Linked DNA regions of Homo sapiens: region 2 is linked to region 1. Evidence: chromatin contacts called from ENCODE Hi-C or POLR2A ChIA-PET data. All regions are on one chromosome and are shown on one strand. Each heading gives the region's core, a stretch centred on a gene start or an enhancer-like site at or near the end of the contact. The rest is flanking DNA. Distances are from core to core; before and after follow the strand shown.

Evidence for each region. A loop is a pair of places that touch in the nucleus more often than their neighbours do. ChIA-PET counts read pairs that join two places held with the same protein, here RNA polymerase II (POLR2A). Pooled maps may share reads with other maps.
Region 2: a loop to region 1 is called in a pooled map, with 2.4 times the contacts of the local background. The contact joins the promoter of LYPD6B here to the promoter of ORC4 in region 1. A Hi-C loop is called at or near these places in 1 of 168 maps with a recorded cell type or tissue (B cell), 6 of 37 single-sample maps with no recorded cell type and 4 of 50 pooled maps. POLR2A ChIA-PET finds 5 or more read pairs at or near these places in 1 of 52 experiments (activated B cell).

Annotation. Positions count from the first base shown.
Region 1 is chr2:148,017,541-148,022,793 of GRCh38, reverse strand. It overlaps ORC4 (origin recognition complex subunit 4), which reads left to right and starts at 2,057. Exons shown (of 14, transcript NM_181741.4): 1 at 2,057-2,161. It overlaps MBD5 (methyl-CpG binding domain protein 5), which reads right to left and starts at 1,703. Exons shown (of 14, transcript NM_001378120.1): 1 at 1,110-1,703. RefSeq lists enhancers at 1,536-1,635, 1,815-2,412 and a silencer at 1,986-2,145.
Region 2 is chr2:149,036,059-149,041,482 of GRCh38, reverse strand. It overlaps LYPD6B (LY6/PLAUR domain containing 6B), which reads right to left and starts at 2,784. Exons shown (of 7, transcript NM_177964.5): 1 at 2,682-2,784. RefSeq lists enhancers at 2,292-2,351, 2,392-2,441, 3,655-3,714 and silencers at 2,522-2,681, 2,692-3,031.

The DNA of each region.
Region 1 (5,253 bases), core at 808-3,307:
GAAATTAATATACTAACTATAAGTTCATGATTTCTTTGACTCATGAAAACATATTTTAGAAATTTGTGTACTTTTACATACAGTGGGCAATTTGGTTCAGAACCCCAAGAGAAATTGAGATGAAAAACTCATCTCAATTTACAACAGTAAATAAATAATTCAGCTAAAACTGAAAGTGGTACCAATCCAGCAAACTATTGATGGAGAGGTTTGGCCTTCCATGCAGCCAGAACAACATAAAGTTTTCAATGGGGATTACTTGTTCAGACAAGTTACAAAGATTACAAATATACCCAGATTAATTATAAAATAGCTAATATTCTCATCATATGGAAAATAAGTATCAGGAACGTATGTGGGAACAGACAATAGCAGTGGCATTTAAACTTTAAGCATTTTAGAGCTTTGGACTTTATATACTGATATATGAAACAGACATTTAACCAAAAAAAAAGCAATAATGCAAGTCAAAACCTAACCAAAGGCCTCTACCAACTAAAAATTTGAAATTTTCCATGGAAGTCAGACAAAACGAAAAAATGGAAAATGAAACCCTTAAAGCAAAAACCAATCAAGTCTTCCAACACTGAAGTCAATATCCAAATCTCATACAGGACCAAAAAGGGGAAAACACTCAGGTCTACAAATGGATAAGCAGTTCCAATACAATCCAGATCCCGACATTTTCCCACTCAGAAACAAATGCAGTGGAGCTTTTCCTGGAGAAAAAGAGCTCTCCAATGAATTTTTTTTAAGTGACATCTAGAAAGTGTGCCTCTTTCTGTCTCTTTCCCTGGCGCCTCATTGGAGGAAGGAGGGGGTTGTTTTTGTATTCTCCCCCACTGGAGCAAGACACAATCAGATGTTAGATGGAGGAGAGAAACCACTTTTGACAACAGCAAATAAAAATAAAAGTGCCCTTCCTCCCCTGACAGGATGGGCACCCCACCTCACACACCCCTCCCTACTCCAACCCCTCCTTCACCCCCCCCAGCACCACCCCCTCCTCACCCCGGAGCTCCACTGCGTATGTGGTTTGGTGCTACTGTTGCCCCGGAGTGAAAGTCAGAGCCAGAGGAAGGCAATGAAGCCCCCACAGACACACTTACCTTTCCTGCCCCCCACTTTTGAGTGCCTTCCCTGGAGCTGTGGAGGATGACACAAAGGGTAATAAAGGGGGGGAGTGGAGGAGGAGGAGGCGAAGGAGGAGGAGGAGAGCTGGGGAAGTGGCTGCTCCTGGGTGTAGTGAGATGTCTCCAGCCAGGGCCAAGCAGCAGCAGTAGCAGCAGCAGCAGTAGCAGCAGCAGCAGCAACAGCAGCAGCAGCAGCAACAGCAGCAGCAAAGGGTCTGTGTTGCTAAGAGGCTTTTGGTTTCTTTCTCTCCTCCTCTCACGGCCAAAGAGGAGGAGGGTGGAGGGAGGGAGGCGAGTTGGAGGGGTGAGGGGGTAGGAGTCGTGGATGGGGGTTTTCGAAGAAGAAGAAACTCCTTCTCCTCTCTCAGGCTCAATCCCCCTCTCAGGGCTCAGGGCTGGAGGGTGGGGGAAGGAACTCAGCCGCCTTCCCCCCACCCCCCTGAATTCAAGGTTGAAGTGGGGTAGAATTAGTGTCCTGTCCCTTTAAAAATAGAAATAAAAGGTGCCCCCCCTCTGCCACTGCCTCTCTCTTCATCATCAGCTGCTGCTGCTGCTGGGGTCTCTCTGCTTGGGGGGGAGGGGGGGTTCGGGTAGAAGAGACGGGAGGCACTCACTGCGCATGTCCCTCTCTGACGGGTGGCTGGTTGGTTGAAGGCAGGAGGAGGGGGAGGGGAGGAAATGAGCTATTTTCCCAGAAGGCGTCGAGGCGCTAGCGACCCGGAAGACATTGTAGCGGGAGGTACAGGAGCGGGGGCGGGGAGGAGGAGGAAGTCGCTACGCTTTTAACACCCCCAGCTCCCTCCTCCTTCCTAAGGGAAAGTGGAGGAACGGAAGTGGGCGTGGACGGAGACGAAAGGAGGTCACGTGTTTGGGCGGGAGAGGGGCGGGGTGGGAGAGGTAGTGCGTGCGCGGGGCATGCCGGGAGTGGTTGTGTACGGTCCGCAGCGGCAGGTGAAGTCTAGCAGAGGACGCGGCCAGGCGATTCGGTGAAGCGATTCCTGCAGGCGTTGGTTCCCCTCTTTGACCTGGTAAATGCAGGCTTTTATGCGAGAGGTAATGGTGGGGGTAAACTTGCTGCAAACGAAGGCCAGGGGCGTCGGTGGCGCAAGGTGAATCGAAAGTGGGAGGATGGAAGGCTGTGGAGATTGGGAATTGGGAAGGGGGCAGGCTTGTATAGGCCGGGAAGGCCAGGACCAGGCGAGCTCCGTCTTGTGGCCACTCCCGCCCCGTGAGCTTGCCGAGGAATCCTTGACAAGTGCAGGGATCCTGAGTCTACCTCTGCATCGGGGTAGTAGGTGAGGAGCGTGACGGTCCGAGTGTAAGAGAGAAGGGAACTGTGAAGCCTCAGCAATTGACCCTCATGACTGCAGGACGGAGGACTTCTATCTAGGGACAGAGACAAGTCCTCTGTATGCATTTTGACCAGATGCATCACACGCGTTGCTCATATTGGATATTGCGCCCTTCATGCCTTACCTCTCAACCCTCCCTGGTATTCTGGAGTGGCTTTGGGGAAGGAGCAGGCAGGGAAGTCTTGAGTGGAGCTTCCCTCCATGTCTTGCGTTGTTGCTACAACACAAAGCCTTTGCTTTTTCTCGGAGAGGGATGTGGGATTGTGTAGTCCTTAATGTTGAGTTCTACGATTGATGAAGGAGAAGGGACGTGATCAAAGTTTCCCCTTATAGTGTAGATGAGAGTTTTAAAAGGACTGTTTTGTCAAGTTTCTTTGGTTACTATTCTTAGTTTTTGAGCCTTTGGTTTCCCAAATGCCAGCTGTTTTTGCTGAAAATAATGAATTTCTATCATAAAATTAGAATTAACTCAAAATATTTAAGAAAGGATTTATAAATTTACATTAGTAAAGCTTTTATAGTGAAACAGTGCTGGTTCTTTTTCATTGTTTTCATACAATCAATATAAAGCATCACAGTCTCAATATGTTTTGTAAAGATATTTTGAAGGAATATCATCTTTGTATGTTTTTTAAAAACCAAGAATCTAAAATTCTTCGTATTTATTATGTTGGTACTTAATTCTGTTGGGTGGGTTCTTTTTGTTTGTTTTTTGTTTTGAGACGGAGTCTCGCTCTGTCTCCCAGACGAGTGCAGTGGCGCGATCTCGGCTCACTGCAACCTCTGTCTCCTGGGTTCAAGCAGTTCTCCTGCCTCACCCTCCCGAGTAGCTGAAACTACAGGCATGTGCCACCACGCCTGGCTAATTTTTTTGTGTTTTCAGTAGGGACGGGGTTTCACCATGTTGGTCAGGCTGGTCTCGATCTCTTGACCTCAAATGATCCTCCCGCCTCGGCCTCCCAAAGTGCTGGGATTACAGGCGTGAGCCACCGCGCCCGGCCGGTGTAGGTTCTTTAGGTGTACACTATCAGTTAAAGTTACTAATTTTCCACGTTTTGCTTTCTGTAAGTTTGGGCAGTGGACCCCGTTTATGCATCATTGCTTAGCCCTTAGTATCTTCTGTATTGTGTACGGTAATCATGTCCGATGGAATCAAAACTAGACTCCTGTGCTTTAAAATTTTCTTTGTAGTGTAACCAATTGTCTGTCTTTATAGTGTAACCAATTGTCTGCCACTTTGTAATGAAAAAAAAAAATACCAGCAAGGCAGTTAATGTGCCTTAGCTACAATTTTAAATATTTTGTGTCTTTTTCCATACATTTAGTATTTAAGCATACAAACATCGATACATAGTATAATGAAAAACTATAAAGTGTGAACTCTATGTAAGCGCTGCCACAGTCAAGAACTAGAACGTCTGTGGCACCTGAGAAGCTCCCCTCTCCATTCTATTCCTGATCATCCCTTTCCTCAATTCTTTTCAGTGGTTAACACTATACTGATTTTTATGGCAATCATTTACTGCTTTCTTTCTTAGTATTTCTTAACCACCTATGTCAGCATTCCTAAGCAATTTAGGTTCGTTTTGCCTGTTTCTTAATTGTATGTAAGTGGATTATATATTACATATCATTATGTATCTTTTTCTCTCATGCAGCTGGGATATAACTCTATTAGTACATTTAGCTCTAGTTCTTATATTGGATTGTAGTAATCTATAGTATAATAAGTATAGTATAAAAAGTCTTAATGGAAATGAGCCACAGTTTAGTCTAATATTAATAAACATTTGGATTGTGTTCCGTTTTTAGTAGTTATGAACAATGCTATTATGAATGTTCTTGTACATGTATTCTTAATGTACATTACCATGGGTTTTTGTAGAGTACGTATGTTTATCTTCAACTTCACTAGTTATGCCTTTTCCAAAGTAGATACACCAATGTATACCCCGACAGCAGTATATGGTAGATCCCTTTACTTTTACTGTCTCACCAAGAGTTATTTTTCCTTTTTCCCAACTTGATGAATGTGGCTTTATCTTATTGTTGTTTTAATTTATTCTGCCCAGGACACTAAAGAGTTTGAGCACTTTTTCAAAAACTTACCGGCTATTTGAATTTCCTCTTTCTAGAATTGTCTTTTTAATTCTTAAATCTTTTGTGCATTGTCTTTTTAAATCTTTTTGGGAGGTTTTTTTGTTTGTTTGTTTTTTGTTTTAATTGGGTTGTCTGTTTTACTCAGGGATTTCTAGCAGTATGGCCAATATCTTCTCTGTGCTTGGAGCATTACTCTCTTCTGGGATGGCAACTTTTATCTTCATGTAGGTCTTATAGGCTGTCATTGTTCTTTGAATTGTATACGTAGTTTAAACTCCAGATAACAAGTTCTATGCTTGTGCTATTCATTGCAGTAGCTACTAGCTGCGTGTGGCTTTTGAGCACTTGAAATGTGGCTAGTATGACTGAGGAACTGAATTTTTAGTTTTATTTAGTGTTCAATTAAGTTTAAAAACTGACACTTGATTCAGTTACTGTAAAACCTGTATGTTTGGAACAACTCGGATACATAAACCTTTCTTAACCGCAAATTATTAAATTATTATTTTTTAATTTTTGGAGATTTTTTCCCCCCTGGAGATGGAGTCTCGCTCTGTTGCCCAGGCTGGAGTCCAGTGGCATGATCTTGGCTCACTGCAACCTCCGCCTCCCAAGTTCAAGTGATTCTCCTGCCTCAGCCTCCCTAGTAGCTGGGATTACAAGCATGT
Region 2 (5,424 bases), core at 1,535-4,034, 1.0 Mb before region 1:
CTCTTCTCCTTTGCCAATGACTGGTTTCAGGGTAAGCGTTAGACCACTTTGGCCAGTGACGCGGGGAACTTCGGGGAAAATTTGTCCTTTATTATCTAGAGAAAGATTAAGCAGCAAGCCCCGGCCTTCTTTTTTCTGCTTTGGATGTTGTCATGTGAAGGCATGATGGAGCTCTAGTCACCCTGGAAAAAGAAGATAATTTTCTAGAAGCCACCAAAGAGCTGTGGCCACTTCGAACGACCTACCTTCAGATGTTCTAAGCAAGAAAGTAGAGTAACCTAAACATATTACAACAAAAAGTGTCCCTCTGGAATCCTACCACATGGCCTAGAATTTTTCTCCTAGACCAGCCCTTCTCATTTTCTTTTTTTTTTTTTTTTTTTTGAGACGGAGTCTTGCTCTGCTGCCCAGGCTGGAGCTCATTTTCAATTCAAAGCTCAACTACAGTTTCTTTGGGGAGTCTTCACTACGTCCCCAGACAGATGAGTCCTAGACGATGTTATCCTCATATCTGTCTTTCCAACTAGACTGTGAGCTTCTCAAAAGCAAGCATTTTCGCCCTTGGCAGAGGCCCTGGCATATGTTGAGCATTTATTATATGTCGAATGAATGAATAAACAAAAAACAATGAATGAAAAGATGGACACACAGGATGCCCTCCATGCATTAGATGAAGACTTGACTGATGGAATACGGCCCTCAGGCTGTCTACATTCTACTGCAGACTACCTTTAGGCGCTGGTGAGCAAAGACAGAGATAGTAAAATGAACATGTCCTGTTTTGTCAGACTTCTCATTGGGAATTGCGCCCCCTACCGACATGCCTTGCAGCAGAGGTGGGCCAGTCTATCAATCACAGTCGGTCATGTGCCCATTCCTGTTGTGTAAACCTCTCCCTGTCTGCTGAGATGGCTTGGTTCTGTTTTGGTCCAGTATGTCAATAAGATTGCTATAAGGGGCCGGGTGCAGTGGCTCACTCCTATAATCCCAGCACTTTGGGAGGCCAAGACGGGCAGATCACTTGAGGTTAGGAGTTCGAGACCAGCCTGGCCAACATGGTGAAACCTCATCTCCACTAAAAATACAAAAATTAGTCCCACGTGGTGGCCGGCGCCTGTAACTCCAGCTACTTGGGAGGCTGAGGCAGGATAATCGCTTGGACCTGGGAGGTGGAGGTTGCATGCAGTGAGCCGAGATCACACCACTGCACTCCAGCCTGGGTGACAGAGTGAGAGTCTGTCTCAAAAGAAAAAAAAAAAAAGAGAGAGAGAGAGAGAGACAGAGAGAGACTGCTATACGGATAGAGAAGATGGGATTCTCTCTCTCCCTCTTTGTCTCTGTCTCTCTCTCTGAAGGAGCAGATAAGCCTGAAGGTGCAAGTCCTATTTATCGTCCATACTAAGAACCAGTAAACACAGAGAGAAAAACAGCTAAGATATACAAGAGAGAGAACTAGCCCTGGAACCTTGTATGAGCCTCTGGAACTAGCTATAGCTTTAAACTGAAACCCTCGACCTTTTCATTTATGTGACCCAATCAATTTCTACATAGTATAAGGCAATTTTCAAGTGACCAAAACCCAACCCAAAGAAAACAATTCTGACAAATACGATGGGTAATGATGAGGGCAGTCTGACAACACCCCCTCCATCTGCAGGGCCCGTGCACTGGCAGCCCTAATCTTGGCCTCTGTGATGCTGTCAGCAAGTAAGGCATCCTGGAGGAAGCCTAACCATGAACAAGTCAGGGTGGGAAAGAATGCCCCCACCCCACAACACACACATCACCACATCAACACAAAGGGGGAAAAATCAAGCAGTATGCTATGTACTCCATGAACATCATATAACCTAAGTCTGTTGTAATGATTATAATATTAATAATACCTATTTTACTTTAAGGGAACTGAGGCTCAGAGCAGTTCAGTAACTTGCCCAAGGTCACACAGCTAGTTACTGGAATTTAAATAGCATTCTAGACTTTTCCCACTCTCTGATCCCCTGGCCTTGGGAGGTGGACAGCACCCCTCCACCCACCAGCTCCCCCCAAACGCCACAGGGCATACAGACCTGAAGCCTCACAACCCAAGCCCCCTGGAGTCAGAGCAGCCTCCAGACCCGGCTTTTGAGAAGCCCCAGGTAACTAACCAATGTGTAAGGTAGGTTATTCAACAACAAAAGTAAAGAGCCGGGGCAAGGGAAGCGGCGGCACCCAAGCTGGTCGCGCGTGAAGCGCTGCAGGGGGAAACACTGGAGCTGGCACGCTCGCTCTTGGCCCCACGATCGGCCTTGAACCCCAGCCCCAGCTCCGCGCTCTCTCCAGCAGTTTGACCCCCAGTATCTCCTCTCCCCTCGGCTCTGCCGAAGTCACTGGCCCCGCAGGGCTCTGGACGATTAGAGACCCACACCGCTCCAGCCTTGCCCCGGCCCCCTGCTCCCGTCCCGTCCAGATGTTGGCAGCTGCTCGCCTCGAGGCAGCGACCAGACCCCGACCCCGCCACTGCGCCGCGGCCCCGCGGCCCCGCGGCCCCGCGGCCCCGCGAGCTCCTGGCTGCCCCAGCGCGCCCAGAAGGGGCGCAGCGCATCTCCCGCCGCAGTCGCGCGGCCCCGCACTCGCTCCGGCGCGGGGTGAGCCGTCCCGAACCCACCACCGCCCCCGCCTGCTGCGCTGGCCCAGCTCACCTCGCCGCCCGCGCCCACCGAGCCTCTCGGCGCCCTCACCCGGCTCCCGGCCCAGGCTCCCAGCGCACCCGCCTGGGGCCGGCGTTGGCTGCTACCGCGCGGGGCGGGGCGCGGCTCCTCCCTGCCCTGAACCACCTGGGGCGCGGGAGGGGGCCGGGCCGGGACAGGTGAGCCTCGCCCGCGAGGGAGCAGCCCCGGGCCCGGCTCCGCTGGGAAACCGCAGGGCTCCACCACGAGGTTGAAAGGAGGCCCAGGCGGGCGGCAGTGTGGTAGTGGCCAGCGCTGGGGAGGCGGCAAGGAGCCTGTTCCCACCCAGCCAGCCCGGCTCAGGAAGTGAAAGAAGCACGGGATTCGGACCCCACCCAGCTTAAAGAGGGGAGGGTCCAACCCCTTTCTTCCTAGAAAACCAATGTAGAAACGAGGAGTGCAGACCCTCGGGAGTGAAAATGATTGGGCCAAGGGTGCAGGTGAGTTAGTTCAGGATTGGAAGAACTCTGAAAGACCTTTTTTGACCATTCCATCCAACCCCGTCCCCACCTTGCCCACCCGTCAAGTGATTCCCTCCCCCTTTTTAAATAATGACATTAAGCTATAAATAAGATAATTTCATATAGTGACGTCCTCCCCACCCCTGGACGGTAAGCCCCAGGAGAGGCAGGAACCTTACCCGTCCACTACTGAATCACCAGAGCTTTGAAAACTCAGGGCATTTAATACCTGATGAACAGACTAGGTGGCGCCCAGTCTTTTGCGTCCAGCGTTAGACTGGTCCCCTCGGCCCAGAGCTGCTCCAGCATCATTCCAAGCTTACTAGGGAGAATCCAGAGGCAAGCTGTTAGATTCCGGGCCACCTGTCCTCTCTCTACTGCTTACTCCCCACCCACTGCCAGCCAGGCAGCTGGGATGTGGGAGGTCTACACTCCCAGGGCACCTTATAGTGGTCAAGCAAATCTTTAACTTCTGAAGATGCCACAGACAGGAGAACTCTGAAATAAAACACTGTCCGGCCAGCCTTGCACTGTGGAAACACAGCTCAGAGTATGGGCCACTGACCCAAGATTCCATGGCTGGTAGCAAAGCTGATCCTGGGTCTGCATTTCTAAAGACAGTTGGCTGGTCTGGGGCCTTTGAGGGGCTGCTGGTTATGCCTGCAGTGGGGAAACCTGGGTACAGAACTTCTGCAGAAGTGGGGTCTGGGTTTGGTCCTCTGCTGAGACTTCTAATCTGTCTTTCCAGACCTCTGAGGTCAAGCATCTCCTGAGCCAGCTTGCATTTATTGAGGCCCCTGACAACCGCAAAAACAAAAACAATGGTATTTTTAGGTGTTCCATTTAACAAATGGCCTTCACTCACACACACACACACACACACACACACACACACACACACACACGAGGTAATGTGTCATGCTGCTCCTCACATGTTAATTTCAAGACTCGTTAAAAAAATCCATTCCGTGAAAAAATTCATTTCACTGCAGAAAGCACTGTACAACTTTAAAGTTGTATGGAGAACATTCCTTCTTATGACTATTTCAGTACACTTCCGTGACTATATATTAAACCTCCAAGGCCAAAATGGGAGGATCTCTATTAAGGTGAGGTCAGGGCCAAGAAGACTGCTCCACCCCTCCACTGACAACAAGCCCAACACTCTTAAGGTCTAGACACCCCACCCCTTCAGTGGGTTCTGCACATATGGGTATTTCAGATCTGGTGTTACCTGGCTGGCTACGTCACACTGGGCAAGGCCAACCTAGAAAAGGTTATATGGGATGCCCCACCTAGGTGTGCCCTACCTCAGTTGCTACTCCCTCTATGGTGGCAGGGAATCTGGTGTCCCAGGGTGGAGCTGTGGTGGGGCCTGCACTTTGGGACAGCCACTTGCACCAGCAGGTAGGGCTGAGCAAAGGAGCACCTCTGGGTCTCACTCACATGAAATGGACCTAGACCTTTTTTTGTGTTGGTTTCAGTCAGTAGAGCATGTGATCCCCTGTGATTTAAAATCCTGCTGCTGTGCGTGTGATCTTGGCTGGGCCAGCCTGCTAAGTGATGCCACCCAGACAGGCCTGAGAATCATCAGGAGGGTACAGGTTCTGCCCCAGTGCTTGCTTGCTTGCACGTGATCTCTCCCTCCCCACCCCACTCTCTCTCCTGTGCTTGCTGAGCAGCCTTGGGCATGTTCCTCAATTGTGTGTTTTTCCTACTTGGAAAATGTGCAGCCATGAAATCAGACAAGATCTCTGTTTGAAGTTTTTTGCTTAAAAGGGGTATCTGAAATAAGAAGTTCTGATACTGTTGTGTGGCTAAGTTAAATAATCCACGTAAAGTGCTTGAGCACAGCGCCAGCACAAAGCACCTGCTCAGTGAACAGTAGCTCTGCCTAGCAGTGCAAAGAGAGCCAGCCCACTTCTGATCAACATTAAAATGCTGGAAATAGGGACAAAACCACTGATAGACTTCATAAGACTCTAGAATGAATTAATTAATCTTTACAAATAACTATTTATTGCTATTCTCTACTGGTCTCTAGGAGAATGATATTTGAACTAGAAAATCTTCAGTTTCTGCTCTATCTCTAGTTCTCTGATAATATAATGAAATATAAATTATCCAAAGAAGCAACAATCCAAAAAACTTCTGAGCCTTAGGATATATTTACCTTCCTAATTTTTCCTGTCTTTACTTAGGACTCAACATGTATATTAATAATGTATATCTAGCCGGGCGTGGTGACGGGCACC